Linked DNA regions of Homo sapiens: region 2 is linked to region 1. A link is a loop called in an ENCODE intact Hi-C map of the cell type or tissue named here. Cell type or tissue: gastrocnemius medialis. All regions are shown on one strand.

Region 1 (8,000 bases):
TAATCTAATGTTTTCCCCTTAAAAGTCACTTGTTCTTTCTCCCTAGATGTCCAAACAATGTTTTTTTTTTTCTTTGAATCCCAGTAATTTTCTAGAATGTATATTCATGTTGGTCATTCTGGGTCAATATTCAATTTGCCCTTTCAATCAATATGTAGTATTAAATATGTGTTTTTATTTAAGGAAAAATATTTTCAAATTATAGTGGGGTTTTTTGTTTTTGTTTTTGTTTTTTTGAGACAGAGCCTCACTCTGTCGCCCAGGCTGGAATGCAGTGGTGCAATCTTGGCTCACGGCAATCTCTGCCTCCCAGGTTCAAGCGATTCTCTCACCTCAGCCTCCCAAGTAGCTGGGACTATAGGCATGCGCCACCATGTCCAACTAATCCTTTTAATCTTTGTAGAGACGGGGTCTCACTATGTTGCCCAGACTGGTCTCGAACTCCTGGCCTCAAATGATCCTCCCACCTTGGCCTCTCAAAGTGCTGGGATTACAGGTGTAGGCCACCACACCTGGACAATATTATTATTTCTTATGGTTCATATTTCTTAGTATCTTCATAACATTCAAGGTTCATATTTCTTTATGGTTTTGGTTTTTGTCCTTAGGATATATTCCAAAAGGGATAGACAGCCAAAATGTTACATTTTAAGTGACTTGAAGTAATTATTTTTCTGTGAATGGTTATGCAGTTAGGTCCCTTTGCTTCGGTTTGCTTTCAGCTTTTACAGATGGCTTTTTAAAATAATTTTTTCTTTAATTTTGGCTCTTAATTATTTAAAACTTTACATGATTCCTAAGTCAAAACTATTTTTAAACAGTTATATTCAGAGTTCTACTTCCATCCCTATTTCTACCACCTTATTCCTTCCCTCCCCATATAGGTAAACGTTTTTGAAAACGATTGTTTTGGTTTATCCTTCCATTCCACTCAGAGTTGCAGATGGGACGCATGCTGTGGGGTGTAGCATAAGCAAGACTTTCCATCTACTAGGAGTATACACCCCTGAGTGCAGGAGCTTCAGCTCACTTGGGTATATTGGGTTGTTGTGATGGGGGTTGGGGGAAGGTGGAGAGAGAGACCCTGTTTGAACTGTGTCACAGGAATGCCAAGACTCCATGAAGCTGAGAAGAATGGGGCTAAAACCAGATCACTAGCCTGGCGCGGTGGCTCACGCCTGTAATCCCAGCACTTTGGGAGGCCAAGGCTGGCAGATCACTTGAGGTCAGGAGTTCGAGACCAGCCTGGCCAACATGGCGAAACCTCATCTCTCTCTACTAAGAATATGGAAACCACCCATGGTGGCACACATCTGTAGTCCCAGCTACTCGGGAGGCTGAGACAGGAAAATTGCTTGAACCTGGGAGGCAGAGTTTGCAGTGAGCCGAGATCGCGCCACTGTACTCCAGCCTGTGTCGCCCACTGCACTCCAGCCTGGCGACACAGTGAGACTCTGTCTCAAAAACAATACAAAACACTGAATCTATATTTTATTTATTTTTATTAATTTATTATTATTATTATTATTTTGATTCTCCTGTCTCAGCCTCCCAAGTAGCTGAGATTACCTGTCACCACGCCTGGCTAATTTTTGTATTTTTAGTAGAGACAGGGTTTCACTATGTTGGCCAGGCTGGTCTTGAACTCCTGACCTCAAGTGATCCACCCGCCTTGGCCTCCCAAAGTGCTGAGATTACAGGTGTGAGCCACCACGCCCAGCCGACACTGCCCTAACTCTCAAGTTGCATCCTTACTCGAATAGTATGACAGTGTGGGAAGCAGCATGGGACAATGTAAAAAGGAGGCATGTTTCTGGCTTCTGCTACTTACTAGCTGTGTGTCTTTGCACGAGTTTCTTAACCTCTCTGGGCCTCAGTTTCCTTATCTGAAAAATAACAATGATAGTATTCCCTTCACAGGGCCAAATGGAATACTATCAGGAACACTACATAATGGAACTCAATAAATAATAGCTACTGCGGCCGGGCGCGGTGGCTCACATCTGTAATCCCAGCACTTTGGGAGGCCGAGGCGGGTGGATCACAAGGTCAAGAGATGGAGACCATCCTGGCCAACATGGTGAAACCGTATCTCTACTAAAGATACAAAAATTAGCTGGGCATGGTGGCGCATGCCTATAGTCCCAGCTACTCGAGAGGCTGAGGCAGGAGAATCACTTGAACCCCGGAGGCAGAGGTTTCAGTGAGCCAAGATTGCACCAGTGCACTGCAGCCTGGCGACAGAGTGAGACTCCGTCTCAAAAAAATACCTATCTATCTATCTGTCTATCTACTGTTATTCTTACCTGGTCATTTCCTTTTTGTTTCACAGGAAATTTGCGAGAATCCCCGATTTATCATTGATGGAGCCAACAGAACTGACATCTGTCAAGGAGAGCTAGGTAGGAAAGTGCCTCAGGTCAGATCCTGCCAGATGATCAAGGGGTGATTACAAGGTGTGATCCCCTTCCAGGAGGTAAAGGGACAATCTGTGCTTGCTTCCAGTAACTTTTTGGAAGATTTTTTATAACAGTTGCTTTATGGTCGTTTATCTACATGCTGGCGATTGCTTCATTTCCTCCTACATGCCTCTTTAGCACTCTGCCATGCATCACAGGGGGTATCTGCATCCTGTGGCCTCCTCTCCAGTATCTCAAGGACACTTACATACCCCACTCAGCATGACAAAAGCCCTGCTTTTCACTGTATCGTCTTTCTTGGAAGACAGCTCTGTGACTGTGCACCAAGCATGCCCCTTGGGCATGGAGATTCTAGATACACACACAAAAGGCATCGCCAAGGAAAGCACTTGTAACTGGAACCCTTGTTTAAATTGCCCCAGCATAGCTCCATCTTAAAAGAGTCTTTCCACAAAGATGGCATCCGCCATGTGGATGAGCATCCAATTTTCTCTTTGATTGGTTAGCTTGACTGCTCCATCTGATCTTCCTCTCTCTCGACCTCTTGTTCAGAAAGTATTGTCTTTGGTGTGGACTATAAGCAAGCTCTGTGAAGTAAAATTGGAGAGAACACCAACAGAAACAATTTAAATTTGAGGAAAAGGGGGCACCTAAGACCAAAGGAATTTGGCTTATTTCATTCCAGAAGGGGAGGCTGAGAATAAATCAGATGAATATCTGGGTTCCTGCACCTGAGGGAAGGCTTCCTGCAGAGCCCTGGGCATAATAATCTGGGACCTTCAAACCAATAACCTCTTTCCAAGGAAAGACTGGCTGCTTCCAAGGAGGGTAGGGGAGAGTGGCTGCAGGCAGCTCTCAGTCTCCCCTGCACACTCTCAGTTGCATTTCACTTAACCCATCCTCCTTAGAAGGCAGCTCTGTGACCAGGTACACCCCCTATTATATATATATATACACACACAGAGAGAGAGAGAGAGAGAGAGAGAGAGAAAGAGAGCAAAGTGTTACCTCCAACTACATACAGTACTCTGTCAGAAAAGAGGTTCAGAGAATAAGAAAACGTCCCGAGCTCATTCCGTTGCCAGCAATGTCTTACTGCCCCCTATAGACGGGTTCCAGGGCAGCTGCCTACCTGGCCTTCCTTCCAATACAAATCATCTTGGTGGATGGTTCTCTGAGGCTCAGTCTTCGCTGAAGTCAGAAGAGGAATTGGACTCACATTGCAAAGGCACAGGGCAGGGCAGATTTCCTACAGGTGTTAGGAAGAACAACCCAGTTATGATCACCTACTGCTCTGTCTCCATTGAGGCCTAAAAAGGAAGTGAGTTTATACTGCAGTTGGAGGAACTGCCTGCAGCCTTGAGGAAAATGTCTAGTCACAAGGGAGTAAGTTACCTGTTGATCATATTGTCAAGGAATTCCTGTCCAATTCTCCTTCCCTGGGTTGACACCTCTGTAAGGTCAGATCTGGAAGTAGGAGAGTGGGCACCAAGGGAGTCCCCGTTCAGGGAAGTGGAGTGGCTGGCTGGGATTGGGGCTTTTTCTTCCCAGGAGGAGCAGGAGTGCTCACGATCTGTGCCCTGTGTCTGCCTGCAGGGGACTGCTGGTTTCTCGCAGCCATTGCCTGCCTGACCCTGAACCAGCACCTTCTTTTCCGAGTCATACCCCATGATCAAAGTTTCATCGAAAACTACGCAGGGATCTTCCACTTCCAGGTGAGGTAATGAGAGTGTAGTTAAGAGGGCCAGCGGCAGGCCACCCACCGCTGGTCTCCTGGCCTTGACTTCCCAGAAGCTGGAGGAAACTTCCCACCCATCTACCCGCAGCGGCAACAGTCGGCATGGACCCCCTTAAGGCTTCAAGCCTGGGAGGAAGCAGTTGCTTATCTCTGGCTCCCTAATCCCTCCCCCACCACCTTCCACTATGTCCCAGAAAGACAGGAAGACATCCTGTTTACTGTGGGTCTATTTTTGTCTTTGCAGCTGTCTGGCTGCTTTTATTGCCTGCAGCCCTTCTCAAGTAGGTCCCTAAGATATTAGCACTGTGACACCACAGGACCCTTCAGGTTGTACAGGAACCCCTGTCCAGGGCTCCTGTATACTTCTTCCTCTCTAAGGCATGGCGGTACCAAGGCTATCACTCCTCTCTTCCAAGCCCTGGAAGAAGAGTCTGCTTAACCTGGGGATCAGGCTTCTTGTTTGCCCTAGAACTGAATCTGATGGTTCTAGAATCCATCCAGCTACTGGAAATTTTCTGGGTCCCAGTCACCTTGGCATAGAGCTGGTGCTAGAGCAGAACCAAACTGAATTCTACCTGTGAGGGTCTCGTAGCTTCCGGGATGCTGGGGAGTCAGCCTGTCTCCAGCTTCAAAGGCTCCCTCATGTCCCAGGATGACCCACATTATCAGTTCTTGCTCCCCGGGTCTTGCACCTCAGCACGGAAGGCCTCAGAAAAGGTCTGTCTCCAGGCTCAGACTCCCCCTCCTGCCGCCTTGGGAACATGGCATATTTAAAGGGTCTCAGATCTAAAGGGCCTTACATACAAATATCAGATAGATTTCTGTTCTCATTTCAATGAGGGAGAAAGTGCCATTGAAAAGGAGACTAAACCACATTTGGCCCTTTTCAGTTCAAACTGATTCATTCAAAAAAGAGCGACATCCAAACTTGAAATGATTGAACAATGTTCCTGCTACAGCTAGAATAGATTCTGGGTCACTTTGTTCCTCCGTTTCAATCCTTGTTCTTCAGTTTGGCATCAAGAAATACCTAAATCAGCACAGTGCCTTCACTGCATAGTTCCCAATCCTGGCCACATTGAATCAGCTGGGGGCACCTGAGAGTGCTGACACCCAGGCCCTGCCCCAGACCTGCTGAGCAGGAGAATGAAAATCTTACATCCTAAGACACTCATGGAGCACCTACTCTACCCATTACTGGGCTGGACTCTGTGGAAGACATGAAGTATATGTAACTCACTTCCAGCTCTCAAAAAGCACCCAGTCCAGTTAGAGACAGATTTACACACCCCAAACACAAAATAGGATGAACAGGCACCCAGATGCAGAGTCCAGGAAATGATGCTGCTTTGGGATTCAAGAACCCCCTGAGGAATGTGGAGGAAGGACACATTTCCTAACAGTAATTTGAGTATGTGACTCTGTGCGTGACGCTTCTGTGCAGTTCTGGCGCTATGGAGAGTGGGTGGACGTGGTTATAGATGACTGCCTGCCAACGTACAACAATCAACTGGTTTTCACCAAGTCCAACCACCGCAATGAGTTCTGGAGTGCTCTGCTGGAGAAGGCTTATGCTAAGTAAGCAACACTTTAGAATGTGAGGTGGGGCTAGAGGTGAGAAAGTGGGTTGCAAAATCCAGCCGAGACCTCACTCACAGGAAGAGGCATGTGCCTCTATACGTGCATATGTGTGGGCATGCAAGTCCAACTGTGACCCAAAGTTAGAGATCAGTTCCAGGCAACAACAGCTCTAACTAAAAACATTAAATTTAAGAGTAGAAATGAAGATTTGCATAGAAGACCTTTAGCTTTAGCTTACCATAGCGAGTTCTTTCATTGCACCTCCATGGTGGCATTGCAAGTCTTGGATCAGAGCATTGTATCTCTGGAGCTCAGATCCCAGGGTCTCGCTTGGCTCAACCTCATGTGCTTATAGCAGATTTATAAAGCCATGTTGTCTCTCAACTTAAAAGCTCCACCCCAGATGCTAATAATGGATTTTTTAAATTTTTTTGAAACAAGGTCTCACTCTGTAATGCAGGCTGGAGTGCAGTGGTGCAGTCACGGCTCACTGCAGCATTGACCTCCTGGGTTCAAGGTGCTCCTCCCACCTCAGCCTCCCAAGTAGCTGGGACTACATGCGGGCATCACCATGCCCAGTTAATTTTTGTATTTTTTTGTAGAGACGGGGTTTTGCCATGTTGCCCAGACTGGTCTCGAACTCTTGGGCTCATGCAATCCACCAGCCTTGGCCTCCCGAAGCGCTGGGATTGCCGGTGTGAGCCACCACACCGGCAGCTGCTAATGGCTTTAATGCAGCCCTTCCTCAACGTTCAGGATGTAGTGGAAAGAGCTCTCAGGAAGTGGGGATAGCTGGGTTTCAATCCCAGTGCTTCTGGCTCTCTGTGGTCTTGGGTGGGTCACTTAGCCTCTTGAGCTCAGTTTCTTCATTATGAAGAAAGGGAATCATTGTTTCCATCCCATGAGCTCATAGGGTTAATGTGGAATTGATGAAAGAACATCACAGCATCCAAGAGGTAAAGTTCTGGTGGCAGTGGTACCTGGGTTTTGTTCCCTGGAACTCTGTGACCCCAAATTGGTCTTCATCCTCTCTCTAAGGCTCCATGGTTCCTACGAAGCTCTGAAAGGTGGGAACACCACAGAGGCCATGGAGGACTTCACAGGAGGGGTGGCAGAGTTTTTTGAGATCAGGGATGCTCCTAGTGACATGTACAAGATCATGAAGAAAGCCATCGAGAGAGGCTCCCTCATGGGCTGCTCCATTGATGTAAGTCTGGGGTGTGGGGCACAGGGTGGGGAGCTCCAAGTGTCAGGAAGCCTTTTACCCAATGAAGGGCAGCATAGAGCTTTTGTGTGGGACAGAGCGAATGTTTTGTTTGAGGAAGCAGGAACTGGCTCTCAACTTTGAGGACTGGGAATTTCTCAAGGGAGAACAGTTCTTCCGGATTTTCAATAAAGACACTGGTCAAGGACATTTCAAGCCCTGGAATGTCAGTGGAAATCAGTCCAGAGGCCTGTGTCAGTGGAGGCCTCCCTTGCTGGTGCTCCTCAGTCTCAGCACGCTCCCATTAAGCTGGCCACGTACTTGGCTGTGGACCTGAGCCCACCATTTCCCTAAGAAAGCCTCCCAGTCACTGGGCTTTCACCACACCTCCCCGCTTGAGACGTGGGCTTTGTGTTGTTACCTGGGAGAAGCTAAGCCTGCAGCACCTTTCAGTGCAAAGAAATGCTGTGAACTGAGACAGGAGCCAAGGGTAGGGAGATGGCCGCCCATGGCCAGGCCTCCTTCAGGGGGCATGCCTTCCCTGAGGGCTGCTCAGTATATTGATATGATAATCTTAGTGGTTTCCATTGGGGAGGATGGGGCTGAAGCTGAATTCCTGCCCCTTCTTCTCCCAACACGCCCAATGGACAGCTTGGAAGGTCAGTTAGCACACAACACCATGGATGAACTTTTTTTCTGTATCACTTTTCTCCGTCTTTCCTCCATTCGTGCTCTGTTGATCTCTCCTCTCTCCCTTTGTCTGTCCCATCTCTTTCTCCTCTCTCCTTCCCTTTCCACCCTTCTGTGTTTGTTCTCTCCCTCCCCTGTGTTGTTCCCTACATTCTCCATCGGGCCTCAGGATGGCACGAACATGACCTATGGAACCTCTCCTTCTGGTCTGAACATGGGGGAGTTGATTGCACGGATGGTAAGGAATATGGATAACTCACTGCTCCAGGACTCAGACCTCGACCCCAGAGGCTCAGATGAAAGACCGACCCGGGTGTGTACACCTCCGATTATCAGAACTGACCATCCCTCCAACCCACATGACCCC
Region 2 (8,000 bases), 54 kb before region 1:
AGACTCTATGATATATCAAAGTACTTTATAGCAGAGGTTTATTATATTTTCAAATTGCTATATATATTTTATATAAAATTGTGTTCCATAACTGTTATTTAAATATGATGATACATGTGAAAATATCTTACAACGTATTTGTCATTAAAAGTGAAGTATGATTTTTAAATAATCTGATAAGAACCACAGAGGAAACTGGAGAGGCCACATCTGGAGAACTGTTTTCAACCAATTATGATGATATTAATGATGGCAGTGTTGATGATGATGATACCTAATGCAAATGGAGTACTTGCTGTGTGCCAAGCACTGTGCTAAGGATGACTTCATGTGCATCATACCATTTGTCTTCATAATAACCCTCTGAAGTTGGAACTATAACTAAATCTAACCCCATAGAAGAGGAAATTGAGACATAGAGAAGCTTAAAAACTTGCCAAGGTCATGCATCTAGTAAGTGGTGGAACCAAAATTTGAACTCAGGTCTGTTTGTGCCCTAAGCCCAGCTTTTAACCACTAAACTGTAGTTTCTGGCATCAAGTATTAGGGCACTAATAAACAACTTAGTACAGGGATAGACAAGCGTTGGGCCAAATCTGGCCATGCCTATTCATTTCCCTATTTGTGGCTGCTTTTGTACTACTATGGCAGAGTTGAATAATTGAAAAAGAGACCTCATGGCCTGCAAAGTTGAAAATATTTACTATCTGGACCTTTACCAAAAATGTTTGCCAATCCCTGCTTTAGATGGTTCTAAAGGAAAGATATGGTAGTTAAATATTTGGAAATCATTTACCCCCTTATACATAGAAGAACACACATGTTTAGAAATAAAGATTCAAAAAAAAAAAAAAACAAGCCACCTCCAGGAATTTGAAAGACTTTCTTGTGGGCGAGGTGACAGATGTATTCTGTGGGGTCTCAGAAGGTAAGCTAGGTAGGCTCTGCGAGGGGAATGTTATATACAAGGAGCAGGATTTTTGAAAAATAATAGAATGAGCTGCCTGAGGGACTCCCTGTCTTTTTAGCTATTCAGTCAAACGCCAAAAGATAAGTGATTCTAGAAAAGACCAGGGATTCTACAATACCATGTTAGCTAGATGACTCAACTGTCCCTTCCCACTCTAAACTGAACAGTTCTGTGTAGGATACAAACTATAGATCATGTTAACAAACAGGTATATTGGCTGTCAAGTCTTTCAAAGTATTAGAGAGAAGGTAGAATCTTGTCATGTTCAGCTATAGTTGCCCTTAGTTAAGAGTTGTAGCATCTGATGAATGAGAAGGAGCCCAATTGTGAACATTCACAACCTTTCCCATAGGAGTCCTGCAGGGAGGTCTTGGAATGAATTTGCCAGGCAATATATATTTCACAGACAACACAGGGCAGCATTCTTTTATTCAGCAGCAAATATTTATTGAGATCTGTCTATGGGCCAGGTACTATTCTAGATGTTTGGGATTTATTAATGAACAAAACAGACAAAATGTTGTTCCCTGTGGAACTTATACTCTAGCAGTGGAGCAGAGGACAGAGCATAGATAATAAACATAATTTTTAAAATGAGGTAGCAATGGTGACAGCTATTATATAGACATCATCAATGTAGGAGTGTCATGACCAAGGTTTACTTCCTAGGGATCTACGGACATCCTCTTCCTTTGGAATGACATGAATGAGCCTTCTGTCTTTAGAGGGCCAGAGCAAACCATGCAGAAGAATGCCATTCATCATGGCAATTGGGAGCACAGAGAGCTCCACAACATCTACGGTTTTTATCATGTAAGACATCCAAAAAGAATTAAACTGGGCTTGTGTGACCCACCTTTTGGCTGAAGGTCATTTGCTTTGTGATATAATGGCTATTCTCTACTGTTCATTTCTCTTTGTGTGTCTTTTCTGACAACTGCAATGAGTCTTAGGTAGTAGCCAATACAAGACTTTTTATTATTTCTCCCTTTGCTTCTTTTCTTTTCATGATGAACTTGATGAACTTTTAAATATTATGAAATTAATTATAACATAAAGCTTCTGCCTTGATAGGAGCCATTAATAAGTGGCACTCACTGGCCACTACCTCAAACTTTTATTGATGCAAGCAGTATATAAATATGTGAATGAAGGTAATTAAAACAAGTGTTTTAAGATTTCACAGATATCTAAATACAGCAAATCTTATATTCACACTGGAGGAGCAATATTTAGAACACAGACACACAGCTTCAATAAGTATATTTTAAAAATGTAAAGCCTTCCTTAAGTACTTAGCTTCCTCAATAAAGGTGGTAAAATTATCTTTCATTTGCCAACTACATCCAAAAGACGTGGCAGACACTTGACCTCATGTATACCCATGGTTCTTTGTTATTTTCAAATTGTGACTGTATTCCTGTGGCCCTCTTACCTATTGGTATTTTCCAATGGGATCTTTTGGCTAAATATAAGCATAGTTTTCAGATTGTGTGTGTTTGCCTCTTTAACAGCCTGTTGCAGTAACTGTAGACTGCTTTAGTTAGTGAGCTGTCTTATATAGGTCAGGACCAGTCATTTAACCTCTCTGAAGCTCAGTTTTTCGTACCAATGAAAACTGTCTGTCTCAGAGGTTGTTACGGAGATTATATGAGAAAATTATATTAAATGCCTAGCAATAGTAAGCACCAAAGAAATGCTAGATGATTGTTTATTATTATTTCATTGCTATTGTTAACCAAAGAAAATTTTCCATTCTTTTAATAGGGGAATTTAGAGTAATTTCATTATACCATGAAAATTATTTGATGGATTTATTTTAATATTTTCCATTTCATGCTCCTGCCTACTGTTTGCTTTTTGTATGTTAGATAGCTTATTGGGGATGTCTGTACAAATCCAATCATCTCTTTGAAATTTTTCTTGTTTGGTGATATAGCAAATGGCTACTGCAGAAGGACTGATAAAACGATCTAAAGGGAAGGAGAGACCCTTTGTTCTTACACGTTCTTTCTTTGCTGGATCACAAAAGTATGGTAAGGAATGGCTCATATCAGACTTAAAAACACATTAGCAACTTTTTTTTTAACCATTTATAGAATGTGATGTTACTGTGCTGATGCCTTCCTTTTCCTTTTTTTTTTTTTTTTTTTTTTCATTTGTTTGTTTGAAACAGAGTCTCGCTTTGTCACCCAGGCTGGAGTGCAGTGGCACAGTCATGACTCACTGCAGCATTGACCACCTGGGCTCAAGCAATCCTCCCACCGAAGCCTCATGAGTAGCTGGGATTACGGGTGCACACCACCACACCCAGCTAATTTATATATGTATATGTATTTTTTGGTAGAGACAGGGTTTCACCATGTTGCCCAGGCTAGTCTCGAACTCCTGGACTCAAGCGATCTGCCCACCTTGGCCTCCCAAAGTGTTGTGATTACAGGTGTGAACCACCACACTCAGCTGATGCCTTCCTTTTCAATAGCCATTGGTCAGGCCTTTGATTGTAGACAGTGGTATGCCCTAAAGTGTGGATTTTGTCCTATAAGACAGAATAAACAAATTTTAGTCATTTGATACTTGTTTCTCACTGAAGAAATGGCCACTTCGTTGTTGGGAGAGTAACTTCTAAGTATTCAGTTTGCTGGGATAGTCATCTTTGGTCCTGTCTCTTTGATTTATCAAAGCCAGGGAGATACACCTCTAACACATTCCATTAACCAACTGTTCCACTTAGAAATGTGGCTTAAAATAGACCTGGCTGTTGCGTGTGGTCAGGGTCATCTATAACTGGATGCAGTTTACCAGCTAATGCAGATCTGGTTCAACTTAACAACCCTGTGGCAGGAAGGCTATTTTAAGTCCCCTGGCCTTGCATAAGCAACGGAGAGCTTAGATCCTAGTTTAAAGAATCCAGCCCTTACTATCCTGTGGACATTATTAAGCCTCCCACTCCACCCCTGAAAACCTGGCCCTGTGGCATTCTGGAAAGGGCCAAAATATTACAATCTCAGGCAAAGATTCATGTACAGAGGTATTCAACACAGTGGTAGTCCTTGAAACAAAAGTAAGAAAGAAAATCTAAATACATAACAATAAGGGAATAGTTATAAAAGTATGGTATAGCAACATGATAGATTATCGTGAGGCTATTTATGTTTAAAAAATTTTTTTTCTTTTTTTAATTTTCATAAGGCTATTTTAAATGGTAGATTTAATTGCATGAAAAAATGTTTTTGATATGATAAATAAAAAAAGGAACACCTAAGTGTTTATAATATTAACCTAATTTTGTATTGATATGTATTAGATGTACATATTTTCAGGATATGTGTGATAATTTGATATGTTCATATAATCAAATCAGAGTAATTGGGATATCTATCACCTTAAATATGTATCTTTTCTTTATACTAGGAACGTTTAAATTATTCTCTTTTAGCTTTTTTAAAATGCACACAATCAAGGCTAACTATAGTCACCTTACTGATCTATCAAACATCAAGTCTTATTTCTTATTATCTCAATTTTATAAAAGATTAATGGAAGATAGTAATTTAAATAAATAAGTGGGTAGATAGGCAGACAGTTAAATATAAGAAAATGTAATACCTTGGTGATTTTGAGTGATTTTCATTTTTTTCTTTTATCTAACTTTATTTTACAAATTGTCTACAAGTATCATTTTTAATCACAAAAAAAAGTATTTTTAATGAAAACATTTACCAGCAACAGTTAAAAAAAGATAACAGAAGATTTAAATATTAGGTTATTGTTGATCTCTTATGTTGGTCCATTGCTTAGCCTGCAGTACTCTGTGTGAAGCTATCAGCTTTGCTTCACTGTGTAGCAAGACATTACAGGAAACACTACTTTGTTAAGTCATATGCGATGATCAATAGCCATAGAGAACTTCTGACTAAACAATAGTATGAGACATGAAAATATCTGCATGTTTATGTGAGCTTTCTTTCTTGATGAGAATGTCTCCATACGGATTTCAAAATCATTATGTAAATACGTACATATCTCGCTTGAAGTCAAGAGGAAATTAGAATACTTTTTTAAAAGAACAATCCCTGGAAAATATTTTTTTTGAGCCAGGCACAGTGGCTCAAACCTGTAATCCCAGCACTTTGGGAGGCCGAGGCGGGTGGATCACCTGAGGTCAGGAGTTCAAGACTAGCCTGATCAACATGGTGAAACCCTGTCTCTACTAAAAAAAAAAAAAAAAAAAATAGCTGCGTGGTAGCGCGCACCTGTAATCCCAGCTACTAGGGAGGCTGAGGCAGGAGAATCGCTTGAACCTGGGAGGCAGGGGTTGCAGTGAGCAGAGATCGTGCCATTGCACTCCAGCCTGGGCAACAAGAGCAAAACTCTGTCTCAAAAAATATATATATATATATTTTTTTTGGTCACGAGCAGTGGCTCATGTCTGTAATCCCAGTACTTTTCTGAGGCAGGTGGGCAGATCACTTGAGGTTAGGAGTTTGAGACCAGCCTGGGCAACATGGTGAAACCCTGTCTCTACTAAAAATACGAAAATGAGCCAGGCATAGTGGCACATGCCTGTAGTCCCAGCTATTCAGGAGGCTGAGGCAGGAGAATTTCTTGCAACTGGGAAGTGGAAGTTGCAGTGAGCCAAGATTGCACCACTGCAGTCCAGCCTGGGCCACAGAGTGAAACTCCATCTCAAAAAAAAAAAGAATTTTTTTTTTCCTGGCCATAGGGCGGCCTAAAATTTCTATGAAAGATTAAAACAAAAATAGCTACCAAAACTATTTTGGTAGAAGATAGACAAAAATGCTTCAGAAGTAGTATATATTTCATAAAATAAGACTTTCCCTTTTATGGCTGTCTTTGGTGGTATATAATCTCTCATCACAAACTCTTAGCAACTCTTCAGTAAATAAGAACAAGAACACTGGCTTAGGCATCAGAGTGCCTGGGCTCAAATCCTGCCTCTACCACTTAATAACTGTGTAACTCTGGGTAGATTATGCATCCATTGCTTGCTATACTTCCCTCATCTATAAAATTGAGTTTATAATAGTGTTTATCTGATAGGATTGTTGTGATTATTAAGTAGGATAATACCAGCAAACTATTCGGCATAACACCTGGCTCAGTATGGGTTAAATAAATGTTAATTATTGTTATTGCTACTGTTATTATGTCTCCCCTTTAAGGCCTGTAACACTTCTCTCAAATTTTTTAGGGTTTTCTTTGGAAGCAGGGGCTGGTGGAGGTGGGAGGAAATAGGTACATAGATCAATTGAACAGAGTAGAGAATCCAGAGTATCCAACACATATGTGATCAATTGCTTTGCAACAAAGTTTCCAAGGCAATTTAATGGAGAAATTACAATTTCTTTTCAGTAAATGGTTCTGAAACAACTGGATATCTGTGTGGGGAAAAAAATGAAACTACACCCCTACCTCATACCATATTCAAAATTAAACTAAAAAATTAACTCATTTTAAAAGCTAAAAATACAACCTAACTTCTGGAAAAAAACATAGAATAAAATCTTTTTTTTTTTTTTGAGATGGAGTCTCACTCTGTTGCCCAGGCTGGAATGCAATGGCATCATCTCAGATCACTGCAACCTCCACCTCCCGGGTTCAAGTGATTCTCCTGCCTCAGCCTCCTGAGTGGCTGGGATTACAGGTGCCCACCACCACACCTGGCTAACTTTTACATTTTTAGTAGAGACAGGGTTTCACCATGTTGGGCAGTCCGGTCTTAAACTCTTGACCTCAAGTGATCTGCCCTCCTCGGCTTCACAAAGTGCTGGGATTACAGGCGTGAGCCACTGCACCTGGCCAGTAGAAAATCTTTATGGCTTTGAAACAGACAAACATTTCTTAGAAAGAACACAAAAAGCATGAATCATAAAAGAAAAAAATGACAAATTAGACTTTATCAAAATTTAAAAATGTCTGCCCTTTCAAAGACATTGGTAAGAAAATGAAATGGCAAGCCACCGACTGAGGAAAAAAATATTTGAAATATACATATACAGATATATCTGCCAAAATACTTGTATCCAGAATATATAAAGAACTTTTACTACTCAATAATAATAAGAAAGACAACCTACTTTAAGAGTTGGTTTTCTGAAAAAAAAATAATAATAACAAAATAGATAGACTGCTAGCTAGACTAATAAAGAAGAAAAGAGAGAAAATCCAAATAAACACAATTAGGAATTACAAAGGAGAAAATGTAGGAGAAATGGATAAATTCCTGGACACATATACCCTCCTAAGACTGAACCAAGAAGAAATTGAATCCCTGAAAAGACTAATAACGAGCTCCAAAATTGAATGAGTAGTAAAAAGCCTACCAACCAAAAATAGCCCAGGACCAGACAGATTCACATCCCAGTTTTACCAGATGTACAAAGGAGAGCTGATACCATTTCTACTGACACTATTTCAAAAAATTGAGGAGGAAAGACTCCTCCCTAACTCATTCTATAATGCCAGCATCATCCTGATGCCAAAACCTGGCAGAGACACAAAAAAGAGAAAATTTCAAGCCAGTATCCTCGATGAACATTGATGCAAAAATCCTCAACAAAATACTGGCAGACTGAATTCAGCAGCACATCAAAAAGCTTATCCACCGTGATCAAGAAGCCTTTATCATTGGAATGCAAGGTTGGTTTAACATACCCAAGTCAATAAATGTGATTCATCACATAAACAGAACTAAAGACAAAAACCACATGATCATCTCAATAGATGCAGAAAAAGCTTTCAATAAAATTCAGCATCCCTTCTTGTTAAAAACTCTCAGCAAACTAGGTACTGAAGGAACATACCTCAAAATAATAAGAGTCATATTTGACAAATCCACAGCCCACATCATACTAAATGGGCAAAAGCTGGAAGCATTCCCCTTGAAAACTGGCACAATACAAGGATGCCGTCTGTCACCACTCCTATTCAAAATGATATTGGAAGAAGTCCTGGCCAGAGCAGTCAGGCAAGAGGAAGAAATAAAGTGCATCCAGATAGAAAGAGA

Evidence for each region. Peaks named below come from ENCODE experiments on the same cell type or tissue, not always from the same donor. Only the 100,000 strongest peaks of a DNase experiment are listed, where the experiment ranks them.
Region 2: it touches region 1 in a loop (4-fold over the local background); 3 of 110 quality-filtered maps call a loop at or near these places.

What each region holds. Positions count from the first base shown.
Region 1 is chr15:42,382,151-42,390,150 of GRCh38, forward strand. It overlaps CAPN3 (calpain 3), which reads left to right. Exons shown (of 24, transcript NM_000070.3): 2 at 2,333-2,402; 3 at 4,017-4,135; 4 at 5,603-5,736; 5 at 6,778-6,946; 6 at 7,803-7,946. It overlaps LOC105370794 (a long non-coding RNA gene), which reads right to left and starts at 3,881. Exons shown (of 3, transcript XR_932178.3): 1 at 3,816-3,881; 2 at 3,553-3,669; 3 at 2,397-3,007. RefSeq lists enhancers at 2,336-2,891, 3,386-4,585 and a silencer at 2,578-2,760. In gastrocnemius medialis, a CTCF peak has its summit at 3,521; DNase peaks (open chromatin) are centred at 3,531 and 4,401; H3K4me3 peaks cover 1,108 bases; H3K27ac peaks cover 8,000 bases.
Region 2 is chr15:42,327,667-42,335,666 of GRCh38, forward strand. GANC (glucosidase alpha, neutral C) reads left to right here. Exons shown (of 24, transcript NM_198141.3): 14 at 1,640-1,783; 15 at 2,910-3,006. Among named protein-coding and RNA genes, the nearest start is that of CAPN3, 28 kb to the right of the region's middle. In gastrocnemius medialis, no CTCF peak of the experiment used is centred here; a DNase peak (open chromatin) is centred at 3,795; H3K27ac peaks cover 5,310 bases.